6 separate regions of the Homo sapiens genome follow, and regions 2, 3, 4, 5 and 6 are each linked to region 1. A link is a contact called in ENCODE Hi-C or POLR2A ChIA-PET data. All regions are on one chromosome and are shown on one strand. The core of a region is the stretch at or near the end of the contact, and the rest is flanking DNA. Distances in the headings are between cores, read along the strand shown. Region 1 holds the start of NCF2 (neutrophil cytosolic factor 2). Region 2 holds the start of RGS16 (regulator of G protein signaling 16). Region 3 has its middle 8.1 kb from the start of LINC01686. Region 4 overlaps C1orf21 (chromosome 1 open reading frame 21). Region 5 overlaps LAMC1 (laminin subunit gamma 1). Region 6 overlaps LAMC1 (laminin subunit gamma 1).

What was found. A loop is a pair of places that touch in the nucleus more often than their neighbours do. ChIA-PET counts read pairs that join two places held with the same protein, here RNA polymerase II (POLR2A). Pooled maps may share reads with other maps.
Region 2: a map with no recorded cell type shows a loop between it and region 1 (5-fold over the local background). The contact joins the promoter of RGS16 here to the promoter of NCF2 in region 1. A Hi-C loop is called at or near these places in 18 of 37 single-sample maps with no recorded cell type and 6 of 50 pooled maps.
Region 3: a pooled map shows a loop between it and region 1 (7-fold over the local background). The contact joins the enhancer-like site here to the promoter of NCF2 in region 1. A Hi-C loop is called at or near these places in 20 of 37 single-sample maps with no recorded cell type and 7 of 50 pooled maps.
Region 4: a pooled map shows a loop between it and region 1 (4-fold over the local background). The contact joins the enhancer-like site here to the promoter of NCF2 in region 1. A Hi-C loop is called at or near these places in 1 of 37 single-sample maps with no recorded cell type and 2 of 50 pooled maps. POLR2A ChIA-PET finds 5 or more read pairs at or near these places in 1 of 52 experiments (HCT116).
Region 5: a loop to region 1 is called in a map with no recorded cell type, with 5 times the contacts of the local background. The contact joins the enhancer-like site here to the promoter of NCF2 in region 1. A Hi-C loop is called at or near these places in 2 of 37 single-sample maps with no recorded cell type and 4 of 50 pooled maps.
Region 6: a loop to region 1 is called in a map with no recorded cell type, with 8 times the contacts of the local background. The contact joins the enhancer-like site here to the promoter of NCF2 in region 1. A Hi-C loop is called at or near these places in 3 of 37 single-sample maps with no recorded cell type and 3 of 50 pooled maps. POLR2A ChIA-PET finds 5 or more read pairs at or near these places in 1 of 52 experiments (GM12878).

Annotation. Positions count from the first base shown.
Region 1 is chr1:183,588,445-183,592,771 of GRCh38, reverse strand. NCF2 (neutrophil cytosolic factor 2) reads left to right here and starts at 2,313. Exons shown (of 15, transcript NM_000433.4): 1 at 2,313-2,616. The coding sequence starts at 2,443. RefSeq lists enhancers at 1,584-1,923, 2,034-2,293.
Region 2 is chr1:182,602,376-182,606,702 of GRCh38, reverse strand. RGS16 (regulator of G protein signaling 16) reads left to right here and starts at 2,314. Exons shown (of 5, transcript NM_002928.4): 1 at 2,314-2,487; 2 at 3,364-3,474; 3 at 4,219-4,283. The coding sequence starts at 2,444. RefSeq lists enhancers at 2,000-2,079, 2,550-2,599, 2,690-2,749.
Region 3 is chr1:182,621,071-182,625,397 of GRCh38, reverse strand. No RefSeq gene overlaps it. Among named protein-coding and RNA genes, the nearest start is that of LINC01686, 8.1 kb to the right of the region's middle. RefSeq lists an enhancer at 2,521-2,580. Within about 2 kb of position 2,030, at least 4 of the 41 ENCODE cell types and tissues checked have a DNase peak (open chromatin) inside an H3K27ac peak, as active enhancers do.
Region 4 is chr1:184,491,760-184,496,086 of GRCh38, reverse strand. The region is part of intron 2 of C1orf21 (chromosome 1 open reading frame 21); the gene reads right to left. Among named protein-coding and RNA genes, the nearest start is that of C1orf21, 110 kb to the right of the region's middle. RefSeq lists an enhancer at 669-738. Within about 2 kb of position 1,791, at least 6 of the 41 ENCODE cell types and tissues checked have a DNase peak (open chromatin) inside an H3K27ac peak, as active enhancers do.
Region 5 is chr1:183,046,470-183,050,796 of GRCh38, reverse strand. All of the region lies in intron 1 of LAMC1 (laminin subunit gamma 1), which reads right to left. Among named protein-coding and RNA genes, the nearest start is that of LAMC1, 25 kb to the right of the region's middle. Within about 2 kb of position 1,941, at least 2 of the 41 ENCODE cell types and tissues checked have a DNase peak (open chromatin) inside an H3K27ac peak, as active enhancers do.
Region 6 is chr1:183,067,911-183,072,237 of GRCh38, reverse strand. The region is part of intron 1 of LAMC1 (laminin subunit gamma 1); the gene reads right to left. Among named protein-coding and RNA genes, the nearest start is that of LAMC1, 47 kb to the right of the region's middle. RefSeq lists enhancers at 1,309-1,358, 1,369-1,438. Within about 2 kb of position 2,222, at least 7 of the 41 ENCODE cell types and tissues checked have a DNase peak (open chromatin) inside an H3K27ac peak, as active enhancers do; they include GM12878, where a contact is called at or near this core.

The DNA of each region.
Region 1 (4,327 bases), core at 1,064-3,563:
GAGTGTCAGGGTGGGATAATAGGAGGGCAAAAACATTTTTTAAAAATGAAGTCTAATTTAGCTACAAATCCATTTGGTTTTCTCAGGAATAATTAATGTGCTATTCAAGTCCTGATTATTTATTCACTAGATGGAATAGCAATACCTCTTTCTGCCATCACTGCTACCTGCAGGTCATTTACCAATGATTTCTAATTTCTTTTAGAATGTATCCCTTCATCATGTATTGAGTATCTGTGCTAGAGATCCTAGAATGAAAAGGCATGGTCCCAACTTCCAAGGAGCCCATGAATTGAGCAGATAAAGAGATAAATTGCAGTAAGTATGATGCAAGTTTTTGGGTAAAGGTGGTACAAAGGAGAGGAAAATTCTCCTACTACCCAGAGTTCAGGGCTAGATTTAGCACAGTTGGTGACATTTAAACTGGGCTTTGAAAGATGAGTAGGAGTTTGCCAGGCAAAGAAGAGAGCTGGGAAGGCCTTGTAAACACAGGAAAACAATCTGGACAAAGACACACATGTCTTCTTAATTCTCACACCTTCAATCCTACAAGCACTGTGGAGTATACATTTTTAAGTTTTATTTTCAGGCTTTTAGGGGAAGCTTGGTGATAATGAGTGAATTCTTTCAGTTGCTACAAAACAAGAGTTTGCATCTAAGTATTTGACCCCCATAAACATGCATTTTACCTAAAAAGAAGCCTGGATTTTAGCAAGCCAAATTGGCTATACCCTTTACCCCCAGTTATTCCTCTGGGAGGTTTTACTGATTTTTACTTTTCTGGAAAAGCAAGGAAAGAACTCTTAAATCTGTTTTTTCAGAGACTAGTAAATCCATTAGTCATCAGTGCAGGACTTTCATCTCTTCAATTTTTCACTGGAAGATGGGAGAAGTCATAATTCACTGTCATGTGGCTCCCAATTTTGACATTTGCAGGAAATTGGTCCCCTCTGAACTTCATGAATGTTCATAAAAGTTATTTCGGCTGGGCACGGTGGCTCACTCCTGTAATCCCAGCACTTTGAGGGGAGGCCGAGGAGGCCGAATCACCTGAGGTCAGGAGTTCGAGACCATCAGCCTGGCCAACATGGTGAAACCCCATCTCTACTAAAAATACAAAAATTAGCAGGGCGTGGTGGCAGGCTTCTGTAATCCCAGCTACTCAGGAGGCTGAGGCAGGAGAATTGCTTGAACCCAGGAGGCAGAGGTTGCAATGAGCTGAGATCGTGTCACTGCATTCCAGCCTGGGCAACAAGAGTGAAACTCCGTCTCAAAAAAAAAAAAAAAAAAGTTATTTCAGGCCCAGATCAGATGGATCTCCAAAGATTATCCTGTCTCAAAAATTTGTTAATGATAATTTCAGCTCAAGATAAACACTAACATATTAATACAGCCTATGGGATTACAAAAAAGTGAGCAAGGAATTCATTCAAGACTGGAAAGAATTATCCTCTCATCTGACACTCCCATTTAACAAGGGTGTGGAAATCAAGGCCCAGTGACACAGGATTTTTTCTCCATCACTTTGTAAGCCAGGAACCTCTGGCTGGTGACACCCTGCCCAGGCCTCAGTGGGCCACACTACCTGCTGCAGGAGATGGCCTGCCCACTCGGCCTGGGTGGGGAGTTTTATTGAGTGATGAAAACAGCTTTCAGTGGAGAGGGGATGCAGGGGTGGTTCCCCTACCCAAAGGCAGGAAAGTCCCCCCAGTGCGGGTGAGTCTGGGGCTTTTATGGGCTCAGAATAGGGGAGGGGCAGGACATAGGTAGTACTGGAAAAGGCAACATTCAATTGGTTAAAAGGCATTAGTCAGAAATAATTAATTGGGAAAGAGCAGACAAACAGGAACAGAAGTTCTCACTCTAGGTCACGGGTTTCATTTGGGACCAGTAGCCTAGTCTTTCAGCCTTCAGGCTGTTTTTGGCTTGAAGGTGGGGTTTCACCAGGGACCTGCCCCTATCTGCCTAGGCATTTGGCTGCCTCCTGTCATTATCACCAGGGAGGTGCCTCTACCTGCCAAGGTTACCCTGGCTCTAGAAGCAGAACTTTGGCCAGAAGCTGCCACAGAACAGGGGTGGGAGAGAGAAGAGGAGCTGGGTGACAGAGCAGAAGCATTTTGGGGAACTGATCCTTCAGGCAGCAGCTGATGTACTTCCTCTCTCCTCCACACTCCACCCCTACTCGCCCTCTCTCTCTCTGCTTCTTTCCTTTTCTCTCTCATGGTAGGGTTATGAGTCAGTTGCCAAAAGGTGGGGACATTTCCTGATGCATTTGCAACACTGAGAAGTTATCTTAAGGGAGGCTGGGCCCCATTCTACTCATCTGGCCCAGAAAGTGAACACCTTGGGGGCCACTAAGGCAGCCCTGCTAGGGGAGACGCTCCAACCTGTCTTCTCTCTGTCTCCTGGCAGCTCTCTTGGCCTCCTAGTTTCTACCTAATCATGTCCCTGGTGGAGGCCATCAGCCTCTGGAATGAAGGGGTGCTGGCAGCGGACAAGAAGGACTGGAAGGGAGCCCTGGATGCCTTCAGTGCCGTCCAGGACCCCCACTCCCGGATTTGCTTCAACATTGGCTGCATGTACACTATCCTGAAGAACATGACTGAAGCAGAGAAGGTGAGTGGAGGTGCCTCTTTCCGGGCCTCCTCTGTGCATTTGTTATTATGATTCTCAACCCCATTGCATTTCGGAAACCTAACCTCTGGGGAGATTGAAAAGAACAAAAGTTGCCCAAGCTCCACCCCTAGACAGCCTGATTTAACTGGTCTGGGAGGGGCCCCAGGCAGCCAGTTTTAAAAGCTCTCCAGGTGGAGAGCAGGTGAGGGGCAGCCAGGGTTGCCTCTTTCTCCATCTTCTAAATTAAAATCATTCTACAAGTGTCTTTAACACCTTTGTGAAGGCTGTCCTAGTCGTACTTTCTTCTACACAGAACTCCTTCTGGGCACAGAATCTCTATCTATCCCAGCGCTTTACACCTGATTATTGATTCTAAGGCACCTCTTTTGGCTTTCCAAGACTTTCATGTGTGTCGACTTTGCCTGCTCAAGAGATTTAAGGGAGGCACTTACAAAAAATAGCTTTTATCCCAAGTGACAATTCTGATCAATTATAAAGGAGACTCTTTTAAAGATGCTGAGGCTGGCAAGAGGAAATTGTACTGTGATTGACTAGTGATGTCTGCTGGGGGCATGGTGTGGGATGTCTCGCATCTTTTTCGTTATGTTTTCTCACTCAAATACCATAGTATGGAGTTAAGCATTCTCGATAATTATTTTTTTGATTGGTTGTGGTAAGGTGGAAAGGGTATGGAGTTTGGAAGGAGAAGATCTAGGATCGAATCCTAGCCTCTGTCTCTCTCTGGACTTTTAGTCTTAAGCAAGCTATGTAGCCTATGTAGACATCTGGCTTTCAGCTTCCTGAGTTTCTAAATATCATGAAAATTAAGTGAGATGCCAAACTATTAATGTCTCGTGGAACTTCACACCACTGTATAAGAGTTAGTTATTATTTTTACCGATTACTGCCAGTCTTTGCAAGGTGTGGCAGTGGTTGACTCCCCAGGTCCCTTAAAGAATCAGTCCCTTCCACACTCCAACAGTAGGTAAACAAGCCTCAGCCACACCCTCCTGACAGGAAGACAGAGAAGTGACTGAAATGTTCTCACATAGCTTGACAAGTCAATCTCAGGCTCTAAGGCAGAGCATGGCAGGACCCCCCACCTCTGGCTGGAGGAAGGACATGGCCCCACCTCCTCTCAGGGGCCTGCTGAGGGGCTGAGTGAACAGCACCACACATTCTGAGGGCTGATGGACACAAAGTGCACATTGTCCAGGAGAAGAGATTGGCAGCTAGTCTGGGCACAGCTATGCCAGCAGGGACTGTAGCCTCCTGCCTTGGCCTGGATATGGGATCCTTGGCAAGGTTGTGTGGGCCACCACTCACTTCTCAGCTCCCAGGCCTTCAGGCCCACATGTCTCTGTTTCTCCTGGCATTCCTCTGCTTCTAGCCTTCTCATTCCTTCTGCCTTTCTTTGTTTTCCTGCTTGAGCCCTTCCTACTAGCATTTATATGCATTCTTATTCATTATCATTTTAATTGTATACTATTCATGTATAAGTTTGTATAGTAAACAAATATAACAATTTATATAATATTTTAATTATTTTCATTTGCAATAAATTTTATTATTTATTTAAACTGAATGTTCAATACATTCATAGGAATACAAGAAATGCAACAAGGGTTAAAATTTCATTATTACATTAGATATCATTTTTTCTTTCTTTTTTTTTTTTTTTGAGATGGAGTCTCACTCTGTCACCCAGGCT
Region 2 (4,327 bases), core at 1,065-3,564, 990 kb after region 1:
CTGCTGGGAAGATAATTTGGGATAAATTGTGAACTTCAAAAAGTTTCTGCCTGGAAACTGAAGAGGTAACCATGGCAACAAAGAGGCAGGTTGAACTTGGAGAGGGCCGTTCATCTAGAGTAGGGAGCTTTGTGCTCTCAGATTTGCTGGTCTGTGCACTGTGCATCAATGCCTTTGTTTTTTTTGCAATGGCGCGATCTCGGCTTACTGCAACCTCTACCTCCTGGGTTCAAGAGATTCTCCTGCCTCAGCCTCCCAAGTAGCTGGGATTACAGGCACCCACCACCATGCCTGGGTATGTTTTTGTATTTTTAGTAGCGACTGGGTTTCGCCATGTTGGCCAGGCTGGTCTCGAACTCCTGACCTCAGGTGATCTGCCCGCCTCAGCCTCCCAAAGTTCTGGGATTACAGGCGTGAGCCACTGCTCCTGGCACCGTTTATTTTGCTTTCTTTATCAGAGCAGGAGAAAGTACTAGCTCAGGAATTGGGAGATAGGATCCAATTTCCAGCTATTTCCTGTTCCAGTACACTTAACTAAGAGTGCCTCAGGTGTACTTAACTAAGAGTGCCTCAGTATACACTGCCTATACTGTATTCCAAGAGGCACAAAAGACTCACTAATTTTCCTTATTGCTAGCAATCCCAGTATCCCTATTAAGTAAAACTGAAAGCTATTATAACATTTATTGACTGCTGACTACATGTTGAGCACTGTCATATAAGCACCTTATATGTTGTCACGGATGCTGTGCGGTGCCACCCAGATCCCGTCTTGGGGACTGTGATCATCATTTCCCAGGGTGTTAGTCTCTCTCCAGGAATTGCTCTTGACAAAGGGCACTGCCTTAAGATTAGGCTGTCTTCTTGGGCAGCTGTATGCAATGAATGGTCTTTATGGGGTTACCAGGGCCTTGTCCTCTTGCTTCAGTGGACAGTTCCAAAGGGCCAGCTGAGCTTCCGGGCATTCCTTGGAACCAGCTGGGGTCTCTGTTGAAATGGCATGGCCTTCAACTCCTCCCTCTGCCCAGACCTGCTTTCTTTACTCCCTCTTAATTCTGATAACTCTCCCCAGTAAACCTCCTGCATGCAAGTGTCTACCCGAGTCTAGTTCCTAGGAACTCAAACTAAGAATTAATTTATTTAGTTCTCACAACCACCTTATGAAATAAGTTGTTCTCTTCGTAGAGACAAGGAAATGGAGGCATAGAAAGGTTAAGCAGTTTGCCTCGTCTCCCATCAGTAGCCAGTTAACAGTGAACGTGGCCTTCCTGCAGCTGGGTCTTCAGCAGGTCACCTGGCAGAGCCATGACTTGAAACCTGAAAATCTAACTCTAGACCCTGTACTTTTAACCTCACATACAGCCTCTTAATAGCAATCCCAATGCCTTTATGGGAAGATGAGGTGAGAGGAAGGGCATTTATTACCTTTATGTCAGAGATGGAGACAATAAGGTATTAACTGCTTAAACCCAGGATCGTCCACAGGTATAGCCGTGACCGGGTACTAACCTTTGTGTGTGTGTGTGGTGTGTGTGTGTGTGTGTGTGTGTGTGTGTGCAATGGAAAAAGAATGGCAAATTCACATTTGAATTTTGGAGCCAACACTTACTAGCTGCACATCTTTGAGCAAGTTATTTAATAACTAAGACTTTGAGCAAGTCTTACTTATGTGCCTAGCACATAGTAGGTGTTCAATAAACTACTCATCCCTATTCCACTTTTCTGTCATCTCCAACTGTGATCTTGGACAAGTTTATTTAGCTTTCTGATTCTCGATTTCTTCATCTATAAAATGGAGATGATGATGAAGAGCTTACTTAGCCCCGTGTCCATCATGGTAAGAGCCTCGTAAAGGGTACTTATCAGTATAATCAGATGCTGTTTTGCCCAGGTTTGCACCCTGTGCGCCTGTCCTCAGGACCCAGCAGGCTCAGACTTGCCTGCGATCAAAGAAAGCCCTGTGTGCCTCCCAGACCCACCACCCCCGTGCAAACTCTCTCAACACGACACCGCTGCGTGACTTTCCTGCTGTTACTAGAGGTCGGCAGGTACTTTTCCCTAGGAAACTGGGTGTGCACGTCTCATCCCCGTGCCAATTCTCTTGCCGCTTTTCCTTCCACACGCGGCGTCCTCTGGGCGGAGGGTGCAGCTCCGCGTGCTCCAGCTGCCGCGAAAGTTGCACCCGGCCCAGTCTGGCTGCGGGCCCCGCCTCCGCCTTCTCAGCGCCCAGCCCCACCCTCCGATTGGTCAGCAGTGCCCAGCCCCGCCCCGCTCCTCCGAGGGGATTTAAAGCAGCGGCCGCTCAGTCTGGGCGCTTGCAGGCTGCTAAACCCAACCGCAGTTGACTAGCACCTGCTACCGCGCCTTTGCTTCCTGGCGCACGCGGAGCCTCCTGGAGCCTGCCACCATCCTGCCTACTACGTGCTGCCCTGCGCCCGCAGCCATGTGCCGCACCCTGGCCGCCTTCCCCACCACCTGCCTGGAGAGGTAAGGGGAGGTTGTCCAACTGCTTGGGGGAAGTCCCACCAACTCTTAGGGAGTGGAGCGGCAGGCCTGGGGACCTGGGTGGGCGCGGGGATGGGGCGCTAGAGGCTTGAGTAGAGAGGTAGAAGCGCACTTGATGCCACGTGCTCAGATTCCAGGAGCAGGGAGAAAGCAAGGGGAAGGGAAGCAAGGGCCCGCGGCTTGCTGCCATCCCCATCCTCTGACAAACTGCAGTCGTGCTCAGGTGACCTGCTGAAGACCCGGCTGCGGGAAGGCCACGTTGACATTTCCAGGCAGCACTGAGCCTGCCCATTTCTTAAGCATTTGTTTTTCATTCCTCAGACCAGAGCTAGGGGCATTGCCTCCTCTGCCCCTGGAAGACAGGGAGATTTTTTTTTTTTTGGTGGGGTGTGTGGGGGTGGGGGCTCCCACTGTTGAGGGTGTGTCCATATTCCAGAGAGCTACTCAACAGCTTCCAATCCTTACTGGCTGGGAAGGAAAAAGTAAAGATGAAGGCAGGAATCAGTTTCCCACACAGTTCAGAAATACTTCTGAAAAGAATGCTGAGTTCTTTTCTGAATCAACAGGCACGAAGAGAGATCAGTGTGACTTTAGGGAAAAGCCCATATATGCAGCGTGTGTATTACCCAGAAAGTGTAAGACCTACCACAGCATAGCTCAAACATTGCTTTTGTTGCTTTGGGGTTGATGATGCTGATAAGAGAAGCACTCTTGGCCTGGGGACAGCCAAGAGTTTCCAGGAACTCTTGAGGCTAAAGTTTGGGTGGCACCACCCAGAGCTCTTCTGGGACCCATAAACCTCTCCACACTGGCTGAGCAAATGAGAGAATGCTTTCATGTTCCTGATTTGTTTTTCAGAGCCAAAGAGTTCAAGACACGTCTGGGGATCTTTCTTCACAAATCAGAGCTGGGCTGCGATACTGGGAGTACTGGCAAGTTCGAGTGGGGCAGTAAACACAGCAAAGAGAAGTAAGTGTTGCTGACCAGCTCAGGGCTCCGAGAGGGAAGGGAGTGGGAAGGGAGTCATGAGGAGGGAAATACAGGGAGAAGCCAGGACACGCTAAGTGGACCTTGGCAACACCTCCCTAGAGATTTTAGTGGGACTTGTTGCTGGTCTGTTATGACTACTTGGCTCATGGGTGAGTGGGTAGGTGGCTCCAGGGCTCCAAGTCCATCCACGGATGAGGGCACACAGGGCATGAATGCCTAGTTCCCAGACTCTCCCACCTCGGGATTCATTGCACGTGCATCCAGGGCTAGGACAGAATCCAAGACCACTTGAAGTTTTCTAGTATGCACCTTGCCTAGAAACTCTTTCATATTGGCTATCAACTGTACCAAACTCTGGAGTTATGTGTAGATGTAATCTCTATTTATGAGGACCTTATTTCCTTGGGAAGGTGTACAAAACAAATCTTTGAGAGTCAGGGGAATTGAAATAATTTTTGGACAGAGACGAGACAGGCTTAGAGATATTGACTGAGGACTAAAGAGTCCCTGGCTTTGATTTCTGGTTGCTGAATTGTGCTCTAGAAAGCACTACTGCTTACCCTAAGTCCAACTAAGAGTTTGAGGTGTCAGCTTCAGCAATCACCAAGCAAGCCTTTCTGTGAATTTTATGCAGTTTTCCATCAGAGTTCTGGCTAGAATTTGTACTATGCTTTGGTTTGTTGATTTTTTTTCTTACTCTTTTTTTTTCTTTTTGTCTTTTAGTAGAAACTTCTCAGAAGATGTGCTGGGGTGGAGAGAGTCGTTCGACCTGCTGCTGAGCAGTAAAAGTGAGTAGGAGCCTTTTGTGTCTGTCTCTGGGTGGCACATGTGT
Region 3 (4,327 bases), core at 781-3,280, 970 kb after region 1:
GGAGCAGGGATTACACAGAGGCATGAGAGACTTTCGGGATAGTGGATGCGCCCACTCTTTTGATTGTGATGATTTCACTAGGTGTTTGCCTATGTCAAAACTTGTCAAGTTGTCCACTTCAACCATGTTAACTGTATGTTGATTATCCCTCACTAAAGCTATTTTAAAAAATATGGGCATAAATGACTCACTTGCTGGGCCTCCCTGCAATAATCATTTCCACCTTTTTAACATTTACAGAACATCCAAATACATGCTAGACATATAGAGGGGATATATGCAGAGGGGTACAATATCCCCCTGCCTTCATGGGGAAAATGCTTAAAAGAGAGGGTTTCAAACAGGGAAGTAAAGAGAACAAACATTTACCGAACATCAAACATATTATCTTTTTCAATCTTCACTAAACTCTACATGACGGATATTATCATCATATCCATTTTCCTGGTAAGGAAATTCTCAAGCCAGTAATAGCTGGGGTTTGAGGGAGCCAGTAACTAACACCTCTGCTTTTCACTCACTTCCTGAGTTCAGAACCCTTTGACACAGGAGTCAGATACCTGATGATGAAAACGTCAGCTTTATTACAGAAAAAGCTGGTTTTGAGGGCTTGGCTAAGAGCCACATGCTGCCAAATGGGTGTGCTAACAGATTCTCCTGAATTGAACTTAATTCTCAAACTGCAGACTTCCTCTCAGGCTCCACTAAACTTACCATAGAGTAGGAATTGTGGGTCTCCTGGGGACAGGCCACTCCTGAAGAGAAGTGAGTATGTCTGGTTCCTTTTTCTAAACTCACCAAGCAATGAGTTGCTACTTCTATGGGTAGGGCTTACTAGATTTAGGGGGAAAGTTGGGGAGAGAAGTCACAATTATAACTTTAGGGCAACCCCTTCTCATGAAAACATAGGAATCAAAAAGAAGTGTTGCCCTGAAAGGTTAAGTGGGATTCAGACCCAGATTCATGTTCTAAAGCAGTTATTACATCCATGGTTTTCATTCTAAAAATTTTGTGCAAACTAATTTATGTGCACCGAGTCCTAAATTAAATGGACTACAGGACATTGGATTTGAAGGAACACAGTGGTGAACTTTTTGCTAATGGGTGACTTTTTATATTCTTTCATTCATTTAAATAGTTTTTGTGCACCTATCCTGCAATAGGCCCTGAGCCCATCACTAGGCAGGCCAGGATAAATGTCCTGGCCTCTCCCTGTCCTCAGGGAGCTGGAGGACTCATCAGCCATCTCCAAGTTTCAGCTCTGGCCTCAGCTTTCTTTTTCAGCATATCTTCTGTTGACTGATTCCTTTTGTGCCTGCTATAACCAACAAACAGGATTTCTCCTTGAGGCCTCAACACATAACACCCCACTCCCTTTCTCATCCCTTGACTTTACTTATACTGTTTCCTATACCTGGAATCCAATTCAGTTAAGCAAACATTTTTGAGCATCTGCTGTGTTAGAGCTGTGAGAGGTAGAGCTACAAAAAGGAATAATATCTAGCTACAGTATCCTGTAAAGCTTGGCCTTTAAATGTTTAAATCCTATCCATCCTTCAAGGTCCACTTCCTCCATGAAGTCTTCTTAGGTTCCTCAATCAGCTGTAATCACTGGTATTTGCCTCAATTGTAGCTTTGAATGATGCTTTCACCTGCTGACCGAGGACTCCTCAGCCACCTGTACCTAAGGGAGCACAATGGGAATACCCCATAGTTCCATGACTCACCTCTATAGCCGCGTCCCTGAAAAATCGAGTCTTTCATTCCCATGCCTAAAATGTTGCTGCCCAGCATACAATGGGCAGGAAAGGACACAATCAATGGATGGCAAAGACCACCACTTACTTGGCCTCTCCCTATACCTTGCTTGGCTACCTCCCCCCGAGTTCACCTTTGCCTCAGTGGCAAAGGAAGACCCTCCTGTTGCCATGGCTACTGGTCCTCTCCCCATACCACTCTCCTGACCTCCCACCACATCCCCTGCACTTCAAGCTTGAATGCGCCTCAGCTGCAGATGCTCTCACCTCCCCCTCCAGTCCAGGACCTCAGCCTTTCCGGTCCTTCCTTTCATTCCTTCCCACAGTCCTAACCCTTCGCTAGGAAGCCAGAGCTGCTCTGTCCTGGGCCCAGAGCCAGGTTATATTTTGATGCAACCCTAGGGACTCTTTGGGGTTTTTTTCCAGGTTTAGACTTATCGAACATCTTGCCAGACCAGGGAATATAGTCAGATTTCTTTTTCTGCTGCCTATACAGGAAGGAGAAGTGGGGGAGTCCCCTTCTATTATTAGAGAAATTTTGGTTTGCAACAGAAATTCAACTCAAACCAGCATGAATAAAAGGGAGTTTTGGTGAGAATACTGGAACACCCCATGGAATCTGTGAGCAGAAACAGTGAGCAGAACCCTAAGGAATGCAGAAGCCCTGACTTTCCTCCTCTTTTCAGTTTCTCTCTGCGTACTACCTTTCTCTTTTCTTGCTGACTGTTCTCTGTTTACCAGTTCACATGGCAAAAAATGGTCAATAGTTCCCACATTTACATCATCAGTCTTAACACAAAGATATGGCCAGGTGTGGTGGCTCACGCCTGTAATCCCAGCACTTTGGGAGGCCGAGGCGGGCGGATCACGAGGTCAGGAGTTCGAGACCAGCCTGGTCAACATGATGAAACCCCGTCTCTACTAAAAATACAAAAAAATTAGCCGGGCATGGTGGCGGACGCCTGTAGTCCCAGCTACTTGGGAGGCTGAGGCAGGAGAATCGCTTGAACCCAGGAGGTGGAGGTTGCAGTGAGCCGAGATCGCACCATTGCACTCCAGCCTGGGGGACAAGAGCCAGACTCTGTCTCAAAAAAAAAAAAAAAAAAAAAAAAAAAAAAAAAAAAAGACACTGAGAGGGAAACCAATCTATCCTTCATCCTGGGGTCCAAAATTCCCAGGTAAGAGACGGATTGGCCCAGGTTAATTTGAATGTGCTCAATCTGGTCAAGGAGGCAAGATCACATTATCAGAGCACAGCATTTCTGCTGCAACCACATGGACACAAGAAGGGAAGGGAAACTTTCTACAGAGGGGTACTGGGGCCAAAATCCAAAAGGTGTCTCCCAGACCCTCTCATGGAGCAAATTTTAACAGCCACCTCTCTAGGAAACTGGTCCCCCTCATTCTACATCTAGCCACCTAGGCGATATTGCTGATAATATGCTATTTACAGTTGTATCTTTTGCACCACTCCCCACCCCTCCTTAATCTCCTGGAGGACAGGGGCATGCTTAGGGTTGTTTGTGCCCTCCAGTGCTTATCCAGTGCCTGCACTCAGCAGGTTCATCTCATGTCTGCTGAGAGAACATGATGTTTACATGTACCAAGAATTGTTCTGGGCCCTTGACACATTAACACATAATCCTTGAAATAACCCTATGAGGTAGGAACATGTGAGGAGGGCGAGGAGGGTATGTAACTTGTCCAAAATCACAGTTAGTCAGTGTCATAGCCAGGATTCAAACCCAGGTGGTCTGGCACTCTGCTCTTAGTTCCTGGCCAGTAGACTTCACCACCTCTCCATCTGTGTTTGGTGAGTTTCTAGCTTAATCCTCAGGTTTTCTCAAGAGAGCCAAATCTGTAGATGCACACAGGCAGCGGTGTTTCTGGATAAGAAGGGAAAGTAGGAGTCAGGAGGTACTTGGCTCTTCCAAGATGGAACTGGCTACTCTCTCTTTCATGCCCATACCTTATCTGTGCACAGGTAGCACCTGGAACTTTTTCCTTCACCGATTTGTTTATGTGTCTGTTTTACATACATGACCAGTAGTGTTTGTTTTTAAAATTTATTTAATATAGTCTTATTTTAAATAAAAGTATTGCTGGGCAACTGGTTTTAAGTTGTATATGTAGAAGAAAATAATAAAATTAACTATCTCTTATTCATCTCCCCTCTGCTCCACCTCCCTTTCTCCAGTGAAAACCATTTTCAATGTTAAGGTATTCATCTGGTACTTCCCCTATATTTCTAACTCACAGAGTATGTGGCTGTCTCTTGAGTCATTAATTTCAGACATTAGTTATAGACTTCCTATTATGGTAATGAAGATATTAAAATCATGTACATTTTCCTCTTTTCTGCTAGCTCCCTAGTCCCCCAATTTCTGGTTAACAAAGCTTTTGTTATTGTGATTGTATAAATATTGTTTGCTATTAAGCCAAGTAATATATCTTATTTACCTGTACATTCTTGCATATTGTTTTTCTTTTTTCCTGGAGTTAGTAATTGCCTCTAATTTTTATTTGTTTAGTTTTCTATCAGCACCTGACTAAGCCCTCCCATGTGCTCC
Region 4 (4,327 bases), core at 542-3,041, 900 kb before region 1:
CTCCTTTAACATCTCATCTTCCAGGATTCACCTTCTGCCAACTTCTCTTCACCACACAATCTGCAGAAGCAAAGAAACCCTCCAAAAACCAACTTTCTACAAAAAAGTGAGTGTACCTAACAGAAAGCTTACATACTCACCATATCTTTTTTTTTTTTTTTTTTTTTTTGAGACAGAGTCTCACTCTGTCACCCAGGCTGGAGTGCAGTGGCACGATCTTGGCTCACTGCAACCTCTGCCTCCCGGGTTCAAGCAATTCTCTGCCTCAGTCTCCCGAGTAGCTGAGATTACGTCACCTGCCACCATGCCAGGCTAATTTTTGTATTTTTAGTAGAGATGGGGTTTCACCATCTTGGCCAGGCTGGTCTTGAACTCCTGACCTCACGATCCACCCGCCTTGGCCTCCCAAAGTGCTGGAATTACACGCATGAGCCACCACACCTGGCCCACCATATCTTGTAATAAACAAAAACAGTGTCTTTTACAGAGAATATTGATGCTATTTGATGGTGATGCTGGTAGTGGGGGGAGGGAGGGAAGATGAGTAAGTATATTGACGTTAATTTTTTCTTTAAAAGGTAACAATGCAAAGCAGAAAGGAGATTCAGAATGGGAAATTATCTGGGGGCTTGGTTTGACCTCCACAGAGATCTATGCTTCATTTGCGTATTTGTTCTGTCTTCTCATAGAGCACTGCTCCTATTCTGGGAAGACATAAAAAGAAAGATAAACTGAACTGGGATGGTGGGTACAAGTGAAGAGGATGGGAACAGGGATCAAAGCTCAGAGCAGCTCTTGGAGATCAGAAACTGGAGCTCAGAGTTCCATGAGGAACAAAAGAGTGTAGGGATGAGAGTCTATGTTGCGGGGGGAAGGCAAGAGCCAGGTGAAAGGGAGGTGGCTGTTACAGGAAGGGAGGCGAGAGTAGAAACTTGCCTCTTCGGGCACCCTGGCCCTTAAGAAACTTGCTAAAAATGAACAAGCAAGCCATGTCTGAAACCCCTTCACTCTCAGGTTGAATGAAATGAGATGTCACTGTGTGACGATGACATGCTGTGCAGATGAACTGCAGTCCCAGGAGGTTCTAGGGCTGCAGCACTTCTCCTCACTTGGGCCATGCCCTGTGCCTGGGTACAGCTGAGCCCTGGAAACTGAAGTAGGAATTTAACTGTTAATGATGTTCTTTTTATCCCAGCTAGCATCAAACAAATTTGCCTCAAGAAGGTAAAAAAAAAAAAAAAGCAAAAGCAAAAAACATTAATGTAGAATTTTGACCCTATTAATCCTTACAGCCCCATCTTAAAAATCTTTGCTTTCACAATTTTCAAATTTCATTTTTCATTCCATGTTGCTAAGCCTCAGACCATGGTCATTGCTCTAAAACATAAAAACTCTGCCTCCTGCAAGCCACCACTAAAGAGGAGCTTGTATTGGTACAAAATTCTACCTCCCACTGCTGCCCTTAACAGAGAAAACCACAGATACAATATGCTCTAATGAAGCTCATATTTAATCATTCCCCAATATCCCAAGCCCGCCCATATCTCATTATCTCCATTCATACCTCCCTAATCCAGACCACCAACATCTCTTGCTAGGACTACTGAGCAAGACTCTAACTGGTCAACTGCTTCACTCTCTTCCTATAGTCTATTCCCTACGTAGCAGTCAGACCTCATCACTCCCCTGCACTCAAAACCCTCTCCTGACTTCTATTACCTTTAGAACAGAAGCCAGTGTACAGAGCAGTACAGTCCGGCCCTGGACTGCCTCTGTGAGTTTGTCACCCATCACCCTACTGGCACAAGGGCATCAGGCTTCTTCCTGGAATCCACTAGCCAGCTCCCTCTCAGAAATTTGGCTTTGTTGTTTCTCTGCCTGAAACATTCTGTTCCCAGGTATTCTCATGGTTTGCTCAAAGGTCAGTTCCTCAGATAGACCTTCTCTGACAGATGACTCTGAAACAGCCATCCTGTCAACTCTCCATCCCCTTTTGTATTCTCATGACACTTTTCCCTGACAGTACATGTTTGTCTCTCTTTTTATTACCTTTATTACCTGCTAGAATGTGAGCCAAATGAGGGCAATCATTATCATATTACATGTTATATCTCTTAGTAAAATCCAGTTTATAGTATTTGCTCAACCAATAGTTCTTAAATGAATAACTTTAATTTTCAGAGTTCCATCAGAGTTAAAAGCACATTGTCTTTCATTTTAACATGCTGGCCATTTAACAATTGCATCATGGGAAACAAGGCAAGAAACAAAGGAGGAAAGCTGCACTCCAAACTCAAGATCTTATAAACACTTTCAGATAAAAAGACATCTCTTGAGTGACAGAAGGCAATGAAGACTAAAAGGTTAATGAAAAAATATTGTGTTAAACAGCTAACACAATAAATGCAAAAATACTTGGTGCCACATTAAAAATAAAATCCTATTTCATACATAATTTGACAATTTCTTCTTTGGTTATAGATCAAAATCAACAGTGACATTTATACAGTGAGGCATGCATATCTATAGCTGGAAGGGAATTTAAATGTAATTTAGCTTGTCTTGAATGTGGTTTTCAAATGAAAATCAAACGTAGTCTAAATAAAGATTTGTACTCGTGTGACTGTTTTGCAATTTGAAGGAATTAATTAGCTTCAAAGATGTGCTATTTAACATCATGATTTTTCACTTCACCCTTACTCTTTTACCTTCAATGCTTATAGCCATGTACATAAACTTTTAAAATTATTTTTAGATAAAATGTAAATGTACATTTATATTATAGCTTCCAGCACAGATTATTACTATGAAGAAAGCTGACTATAAACATTGTATTCCTCACGGCCTGTGTCCTCTCCAGCAGGCATCTTCCCCAGCTATGGCTGTTCCAACCAAGAAACTTTAATTATGTAACCTTTAAAAAACTGTCAAAGACCATTTTTATTCATAGTTTAAACATGTGTTGTGAGTTACATTTTAGAGAATTTTATATATACTTAATATTATAGCCACAGAAATATAATCCTTTAGAATCTGACTTTCTGTAAATTTTTACTTCTTCTTGCCCTATTATAGTCTGGCTGGACCAACAGAGTACAGCTATATAAGTTAATAAACAAAACCACACTCTCAGAGTGATCAGATCATAGTACAGTAGCTCTTGAGAAAATCAGCAACCTGGGAAATTAAATGTTCTCCTTTTGGCCTAGATTTTGTTTATAACTGTCTTCTATTAGATATTTCATTATCCTTTTCAAACAACAGGACCAATCTACCCTACCCTGACTTCTACCACAAACCTTTAAACAGAAAGCCAACAAATGGAATCCTTCACTGACTAGCAGCAGCTGCACAGCACCAATTTAAGCATCAGTGGATGAAAGATAAATTTACAAACCAGCCAGCCAAGGTGGAAGCAGAGATACAACTCCACACACTTCAAGCTTTCTCACCTTCAGGCTCATGGTAATGTTCTGAAGCTACAGAAGATATTGGTGATACTTCTTTCTAATTTTTCATTGAAAAAGTAAATATCACAATGCAATTAACAATTTGGTCAACTCTGGACCATAAAGCTTTTAATAGCTGAACACTACCACCACCACCATTTTTTTCTGAGAGCAATCAACAAAGCAATAATCATATATAATCTTGCCAATGGCTCCACTGCAGGAAAGAAACTGACACCACACAGTTGAGTGAATTGTCCATAGTGTGGGGAGCAGGTAAATAGAACCTTTGAACATTAGCACTCAACACTCCCATAGCAATCACACAGTTCCACCCACTCACTCCCAAGACGCAGAAACCAGAGCCCACAGAGGTCACCCTGTAGCATGGTTACTCTGTGGCAGAATCCAAATGTAACCAGGTTCTGCAGGCAAGTCAATGGCTTCTCTATAAACTGGGCTCACTGGGCTTTACAGCCACTTGTTTTTGTTTATGTGCTTGTTCTAATAAAACCTTACACAGCACATAGCTCACTGTGATCTCTAAGAGGAGTTATTTCTGTGAAGGTTTGCTTACAGTAGAAAATTTGAGAAAAACTGAGAAATTGAGATTAAAGTTACAAAGAATGAAGATGGCTCCGTTTCAAATTAGTCATTGTCAAACTCTGCATCATGCTTCTGATTCCTTCTCTTCCTAAGAGACTTTACGCCTCAGAATGAAGAGCAAGACAAGGCCCGTTAGCTAAAAATAAACTTGAGATATGGAATTATATCATAGTTATTTCCTATCTTTACTTTTGTTCTCATAGCTTAAGCAACCTCTTGGGTGCAGGGCTGAAAACAGGCAAAATGAAACCAAACCACTTAACCAGTGTCAT
Region 5 (4,327 bases), core at 692-3,191, 540 kb after region 1:
GCCTCAGCCTCCCAGGTACCTGAGATAACAGGCATGCACCACCAGACTCAGCTAATTTTGTATTTTTAGTAGAGACGGGGTTTCACCATGTTGGTCAGGCTGGTCTCGAACTCCTGACCTCATGTGATCCACCAGCCTCAGCCTCCCAAAGTGCTGGGATTACAGGCGTGAGCCACCGAGCCTGGCCCAGTGATTCTATCTTTAAGAATCTGAGAGGCCAGGCACGGTGGCTCACGCCTGTAATCCCAGCACTTTGGGAGGCCGAGGCGGGCAGATCACGAGGTCAGGAGATCGAGACCATCCTGGCTAACGTGGTGAAACCCCTTCTCTACTAAAAATACAAAAAAATTAGCCAGGCATGGTAGCGGGTGCCTGTAGTCCCAGCTACTTGGGAGGCTGAGGCAGGAGAATGGCGTGAACCTGGGAGGTGGCGCTTGCAGTGAGCCGAGATCACGCCACTGCATTCCAGCCTGGGCGAGAGTGAGACTCTGTCTCAAAAAAAAAAAAAAAAAAAAGAATCTGAGAAAACAAGCAGAAACATTGATAAAGTGAGGTAAATATATCAAAGAACTATTACAACAGTCACAATGTAGAAGTAATTTCTAATAAGAGATAGGGTTAAATAGAGACAACACTATCTTTCAAAAGATGACTAAACAACATAATAAAAGCTCACATGGAGAGTACACAATATAACCAACACCAACTTTGAAATCTGATTGATAAAGGTCAACTGGCAGATAACACTACCTTGAGTGGGAACGACATCTTTAGCACATAAGATTCTAAGTGTATTATGCAAGGAGACTGAATTTGAAAAAAATAATGCACGGAAACACATGTGAAATGGTATCTACTACAGATTTGATTTACTATTGATGCTGCCCAAACTATTCCTATTATGCCCAGTTTAAAAAATAAAGAACACAATTGACACAAAGGAAGAAAATCCAGAATGATTTTTTTTTTTTGTTTTAGTTTGGTGAGAATGGGAGAGTATGGTATTTAAGGAGATAAGAAAACAGACACTTTTGGCTTGGCATGGTGGCTCACGCCTGTCATCCCAGCACTCTCAGAGGCCAAGGCAGGTGGATCACTTGGGGTCAGGAGTTTCAGACCAGCCTGGCCAACATGGTGAAACCCCGTCTCTACTAAAATTACAAAAATGAGCTGGGCATGGTGGCACATGCCTGTAATCCCAGCTACACGGGAGGCTGAGGCAGGAGAATTGCTTGAACCCGGGAAGCGGAGGTTGCAGTGAGCTGAGATCACACCACTGCACTTCAGCCTGGGCGACAGAGCTAAACTCCGTCTCAAAAACAAAAAAAAAAAACAAAAAAACCTTAAATTCAAAATTGGAGAAAATAGTTACAAGAAAATAAATCAAGAATATGGTATTGACACAACCTCTGTAGATAAACTTAAAAAATTAGATTTCTTTTACCACAATTATACAATTTTTTAAAAAGACTTCTGCCACAACTTATTCTAATACTGTAATTACAATCAGACCAGTATTAAAGTCTTTCCATTTCTGTATGTCTTCTCTACACCTGGGGATGCTATAGATGGCATTTTACCAAGAAAAATATTAAGATGATTCTGCTGAGAACTATTTAAAGAGCAGTTGTATACAACAAATATGAAGATTTAGTAAGAAAACTTGGAGAATTTGCTCCAAATTTAGTTTCTTCTATAAGAGTGGGAAAGTAGACTAGAAATATCAGCAAACATTTCTGGAGTACACATTAGATGCAAAGAACTATATTAATAATAAAGACAGGAAGAAATTCAAGATGTAGTCCCTGCCATCATATCTCCAGTTGGTGAGACAATATATATACCACAATGTTAATACTAGGTAACAACTTGGCTAAGAATCTGAATAGGAGGAAGTGATACCTGGTATTTTCGAGAGGGCTTTGGCTTCCTGTGTACAACAGAGCGGAAGGGAGAGAGAATATAGGGGCAGAAGACTATTTAAAAGACACGTGTGAGGATGAGGTGCTGTAAAGTGAAGATTTTCAAGCCCAACAGACACTCATGTCCCCAATACTATAACAAATATTTTAAAATGCTTCTCCTTTACCATCCCAAAATAAAACTCATAAATTATATAATCTACAACATATATAACTTACAAGTGGGGTGGGTGGTGTACATGTGTGTAGCTCTAACTATAACATAAAGCAGAAGTTAAAAGGAAATACACGCCTTTTAATAGGTAATAGCTCAGGGATTACTATACTAGAATGTATAACAAAGCTATCAGACATTTGTACTTATTTATAACAAGTTTATACTTTTAAAAACAGAATTGGATGTCATTCTGTACAAGGCATACAGGAAATGAAAGGATAGAGCTATAGGTGGACACTGCAATAAAAATCATTGTTGGGAAACGTAGCACCAGCAGATTTACCTGTATGTTTTAAGATAAAGAGGACATTTTAACTAAGTAGGTATAACAGGTCAGAACAAATTACACTGAGGGACAATGACGTATCTCTGCCAACTTTATCAGCATGTTTCCTTGTAAAATGTTCACTTACTCTTAGTGATTTCATTGTTCCGTAAGAAGAAACAAGGTAGACACAGTAATAGCTATTCACATTTAGGAAAAGATGGTTGAAAGCAAATTTCAAAATTTCAGCTACTATCAACACTTTTATTTACATTTGATATTTTAGAAAAAAAGAGGCTAAGAATATACAAATTGGTACACAGATTCACTCTGATTGCTAGAAAAGCAGACTGATTTACATATGTGTTGTATGGGCAACTTGAATATCATGAGAGGCAGCGTTGGCAGAGATGGGGCCTTCCGAATTGGTGAACTAACTCTCGGTAAGCTAAAAAAATATTTATATACATGGTGGTTGTATTCATGGGAAATTACATATAATAAAGTTATGAAAAAAACTGTTTATGTGTAAAGACAAAGTTATGTTCTAGGCTCAGGTATTTATAATCAGGTTTTTTAATAGCACAAATGTCCCGTGAGAAATCCAAAAGTTAGGCAGGATTTGGGCAATTCTTTGTTGTATGGGACTGTCTCCCATCCCCTCCAATTCCCCACAATCCCCTCCTGTCCACTAAATACCCCTACGGGGACAGTACCACACTCATTTGAGAACTACTTCTGTAGTGTTTACAGACAAATTACACATGGGTCTATCTATCCCCAAAACTTAAAAGACTCATATCTATCACATTTTACAAGACAACATTTTAACAAGGTCCCATACATTCAACACTCTTTGTTCCAAGTCTTTTAAATGCAATCCTTTCTCAGATGATAAATAAGGTTTCAGAGGGCGTTAGACAGTTTTGAAGAGAAAGAGACAAAAGAGCTTAAAATGCATGATCCACAGAATTGATATAAAAATATAAAGACTGACCTAAAATATCTCAGAAGCTTGAGAAATTTATCACACTCTGTAATTGAGTGATTTAGTTATGAAGAACAAAACAAAACCCAAGTCCCTCTATCAATGCTTCCTTGAGTTACCACTGGTTCAGTTTGCTTTGTTTTTTAGGGAAATACATGTATTAATCAAATCTCCAGTGAATTTTATGAATAGAAATGTTTCCATTTTCCAGATTACCACTTATTGCATCAAACAGTATGAACAGCAACTAATTTGGTAGCTAATTTTACCAAAAAGGTGAATAATATCTGTATACTACCTAATTTGATATTTTAGAGCTATTTTAATTAACTGAAACCTGTACCCAAAACATTTCTTAAAATGGCCTTACAGCAAAAGAAGTTGAAAACTAAGCTGAAAGAAACTGTTAGTATCATACCTCTTTACAAAAAAAGTGAGGTAGCTTACAGAAATAAATATTATGCAACAGAATTAAGAATGGCCTTCATAATTATAAAAGAGATAAACTTTAAAACATATCTCACCTATCAAATTAGCAGAGCTTTATAAAGGCATAATATTTAAGGGGAATTTTTTTAAATGTATTCTGTATATTGTTCTAATCAACAGAGAAAAAAGTAAAAGAGTTAAGGCTTGGTAAGGAGAAACAAAACTGTCATTATTACAGATGATGACTACCTACATATAAACCCAATAGAAGCTAAAGACAAATTATTAGAATAAAACAATTAAGCAAGTGGTTATAAGGTCAACACACACAAAAAAAGTTTTATTTTTATATACCAGTGACAAAAGAGTTAGAAAGTGTAATTCAGAAAAAATTATAATAGCAATAAAAAATAAAATGTATCTAGGAATAAATCCATCAGGAAAAGAGCAAGGCTCATGAGGAGAAAACTATTAAATATTATTGGAGTTAAACAGAGAAGATATAA
Region 6 (4,327 bases), core at 973-3,472, 520 kb after region 1:
CTCAGAAGCTCACTATGGTCACATTATGACAAACAGTGCCTCCAAATAGCAGACTTAAAAGAATTCAGAAAGTCAAACTACCTATGTGCTATTATTTGTTCTTAGCTCCAAATCAAACAGTTCCTTTAATTTTCAAAAGGTAACTTTTAAAATATGTTTCACAAGGCATAAAAATTCCCCATGTTCACCCAGATATGTGAACCATGACTAGGACCAATTAGCTTCTACTCTAAATACAATTTTTACTGCTCATGGTACTTGTATTTCTATAACATAACACTGCATTAGAGAATACAGAATCATTGTTTCAGAAGTTGACATCTGCAAACCTCTGGTCTCAACATTTTCGTCAACTGGACAGAATATAACCTTGTTTTCCATGTGTTTTGCCTGAACAAAGCTTACCCATCACATGCACCTTCTCCCTAAGGCACACACCTTCTTGTGTTTGGGAACTTAAGACGGCACTTCAGCACTATGCTTGAGGGTCATGTTAGGCAGTGAAATCACCAATAAAAAGGACAGAAATGGGGAAAATACGGCATTAAATAGGCTAAGAAAGTGATATTTATTTACAGCAGTGCAGCTGAAACAAGAAGGCAGAACATCACCTCCTTTTACTTCAGCTGAGCTGTGTGTGTTTCAGGGACTCAAATTTTTCACTGCTCTGCAGATGTCCCAAATGACCACAAACTACCATAAAGATTGATTTCTGTGGTTTCAAAGCTTAGCAAGCAGGCAAACATGCAAATATCAAACCTCCAAATAATGAGGCCGGAATGTAGAGTCACACATGAACCTCAAAGAGCTGTAGACTTGTCTTCCCAGGGCCCAGAAAAACAAAGACAGTACTATGCTTGCTATTATTCTGAATTACAGCTGTATCTGGACACAGCTTCAATTTTCAAGTGAGAAACTCCACAGGGTAATAGCTACAGAACACAGCATCAAGTATTTTCCTCCACCCACGTGTAGACAAAACATCCATACAGGCACAATCCCAAGTTACTCATTGTCTTCCTTTCTGCATCAATCACCAATTTCCTAAGTTGTCAACACACACACAAACACACACATACACACCAAGTTTCATATAGAGAGATGCTTCCTGGATCAGTCTTTAATGGGACTCAAAAAAAAAAAAACAAAAACAAAAAAAACCCAGCTTCCTGACATATAAAACATGATTTCCTAAACAGCAATCTTTAAAAGTGATGTTACTTTGTATAGCGACACAGCAGGTGGCAGGCTGTGATGAAACAGGAAATGAGAACAAATGTCTCCCACACACTCTTGCAGACCACCACAGGGAATACATCAGCACACAATCCTTCATATTTATCATCCAACCAACCATCGTCTGTAGGATTTCTCTTCTTTGAACTCATCCCTACCCACTGCTCAGTTACCCTTACCACCTGTCCAACAATTCTTTCCATATCAACAGAAGAAATTTGCCGAGGTTGACATTACAAGGGGAACTGAGAACTCCCATTTAAGATTTTGAGGAAGACCCTACTGAATTCAAGCAGGAAAAAAAAAATCCCTAAATTAAAGTTTATTTTCTCCTTAAGCCCCAAATAAAAAATATGAGTAAAGTTTTCCTAATTATTAACTAGATACAGCATTTATTCCATTTCTAGTTAAAAAATCTAATAGGAGCTCTTATCTCACCACCCTAGACATTAAATACAAATGGTAGTATATCCTTCAAATCACGGCCCAGATGACAAAGGAAGAACACACAGACATTACCATCACCCACAAAACTGGAAGTATCCCAGGAACATCTGGGCATCCACAAGGCATCCCAGTCATCCAACCTCTGTGACAGGCCAGAGAGATGCCTAAAGAGCCAGGACAGCAGAAGAGGTTCAGCTCTGAACCCCCAACAGAAGCACTAGTTGGTCCCTGTCCCTTTACTTAAAATCATAGCTATTCTAAAGATGGAAGGAATAGAGGAGTTCTCAAGCCTAACTACCTTGTTTATAGGTGAGGAAACAGGCCCAGAGACTAAATAATTTGCAAATATAACTAGTGAATCACAGATTGAACTTTATGACTAGGTATTTACCTTATAAAAGGGCTATGGAAGAATGATTTACTAGGCAATTATGATCAAGTCTAAGAATCTCTTACCTAATTCCACGCACATGCCACAATCTAGCCCATTCATTCATCTGTCCACTCACTCAATCTTTGAGTAATCATTTATGAAGAGACTGTGTGCCGGGCACTGTGCCATCTCAAACTACTTAAAATTATTCAACCGGGCCATTCTTTTTTCAGGCTTGGTGCCTTTGTCCACACTATCTACCTGGAATGCCCTCCCTATCTCTTTCAACACCCACTCCTACTTCAATGATGGTCCACTGGTGCTGGCTACCTGGAGAAGCATTCTAAAAACAGGCTCCTCAGAAAGCAGCACAAGATCAGCAAAGAGACCTGCCAGGGCCAGGGAGGTGCAAGGAGCACCCAGCTCTCCCCTCAGACTCAGCCGATGCTCCTTACTGCTGTTACCACACAACTGTGACATACCAGATGGTCTGGGCTGTATTTCTTTAAGTTGGGGGACTGACTGCATTACATTTCTAACTCCCAAAACAATCTGGTTGGATGCTACAAGAAGGAGGCATTCCCTGACACACTGGACACCCAGACCTCTCTTCAGGCTTTCTGTTTAACTTACCTTTCTCTCCCACAACAAATCCCACTGAAACAACAGAATAAATAGTATAATATACACCTCCAACTAGACTGTAATCTCCTTGAGGATAATGACTTAACTTTTACCTTTCCTGGATCTCCCAGTGCACAGACATAGGACATTACATTTTTTTAATAATTAAGTTTTACATATATTGATGAATAGCTAATCATTTCTCTAGGTTTTACATATATTGATGAACAGCTACTCATCTGTCTAACTTTAAACATGCATTAGCACAACAGTGATAATGAAACTCCCTATTTATTGTTCCCAGACATACACAAGGCTGTTTTGAAAATATGGCAAGAAACAAGTTAAAATGCTTATATGCCATATAAATGGACCCAGAGTCCTGACAATGAACCTAAAACCATTCACTGAGTTCAGATGTTGTTGTAATACACAATATAGCAGGTACAGTAGAGAGTCTGTAATATGAAGTTACATATTGAATTTTAAAACATATACTCCAGGCAGAATTCAACAGTGGAAAACTGTCTCCCACAAAACAAGTCCCTGGTGCCAAAAAGGTTGGGGACCACTGATATAAAGTATATACCTGTGTCACTTTTCTTTCTTTTTTTTTTGAGATGGAGTCTCGCTCTGTTGCCAGGCTGGAGTGCAGTGGCGCGATCTCGGCTCACTGCAACCTTCGCCTCCTGGGTTCAAGCGATTCTCCTGCCTCAGCCTCCCAAGTAGCTGGGACTACAGGCGCCCGCCACCATGCCCGGCTAATTTTTTGTGTTTTTAGTAGCAATGGGGTTTCACCATGTTAGCCAGGATGGTCTCAATCTCCTGACCTCATGGATCCACCCACCTCAGCCTTCCAAAGTGCTGGGATTACAGGCATGAGCTACCGTGCCCAGCCCATGTGTCACTTTTCTAAAAACCTAAAAAAGTCATGAATTGTGAAACACCTCTTGCCTTGAGTGCTGGATATGCAATTAGAGACCTGCAATAATTTGATATCTACTTCATAGAGTTCTTGTGAGGAAAATGAGCATAAAATATGCTTACACATAGTAGGTCCTCATTCAGTGGCTGCTGCTAACTTTCTTAACTAATTTGAAGAACATTAATATCCCTAAACCTTTCTGGTTTGGTTTTCTTCTTCATGCTCACCTAAATAATTAGTAATTTGCTTAGCACAACAAATGAGTACTAGCTTACTGTTTCTTACCTTAGACTGTAATATCCTATGCACTTGAAAATAATTAGTTTACATTTCAAATTCATTTCAGCATTGAGATTGTGTGTATTCTTTACACACACACATACACACACAAAAAAAAACAATACAAAATGGATAACCCATTAACATGTTACATCATCTCAGGCAATAAGATTGTAACAAAGGCCTTTTTTAAAAAAAAGAAATCCATTTTCAATTTGGTACTAAGAAACTCAGTACTACCAGATCCTTTTGATCTAGCCCCTAAGCCTCAGTAGGTCACTCACTAGGAAACAGGCCCTAAGCTCAACTCCCATTATGCTTTGGGAAGCTTGGGTTAATGGACTCCAATCCACTTATTTTCTGGGAGATTTATCCGAAGCCAACAACTATAAATGGTTAAGTCTCTTTTCACCATTCATTTTATTACAGAAGCACCCATGTGA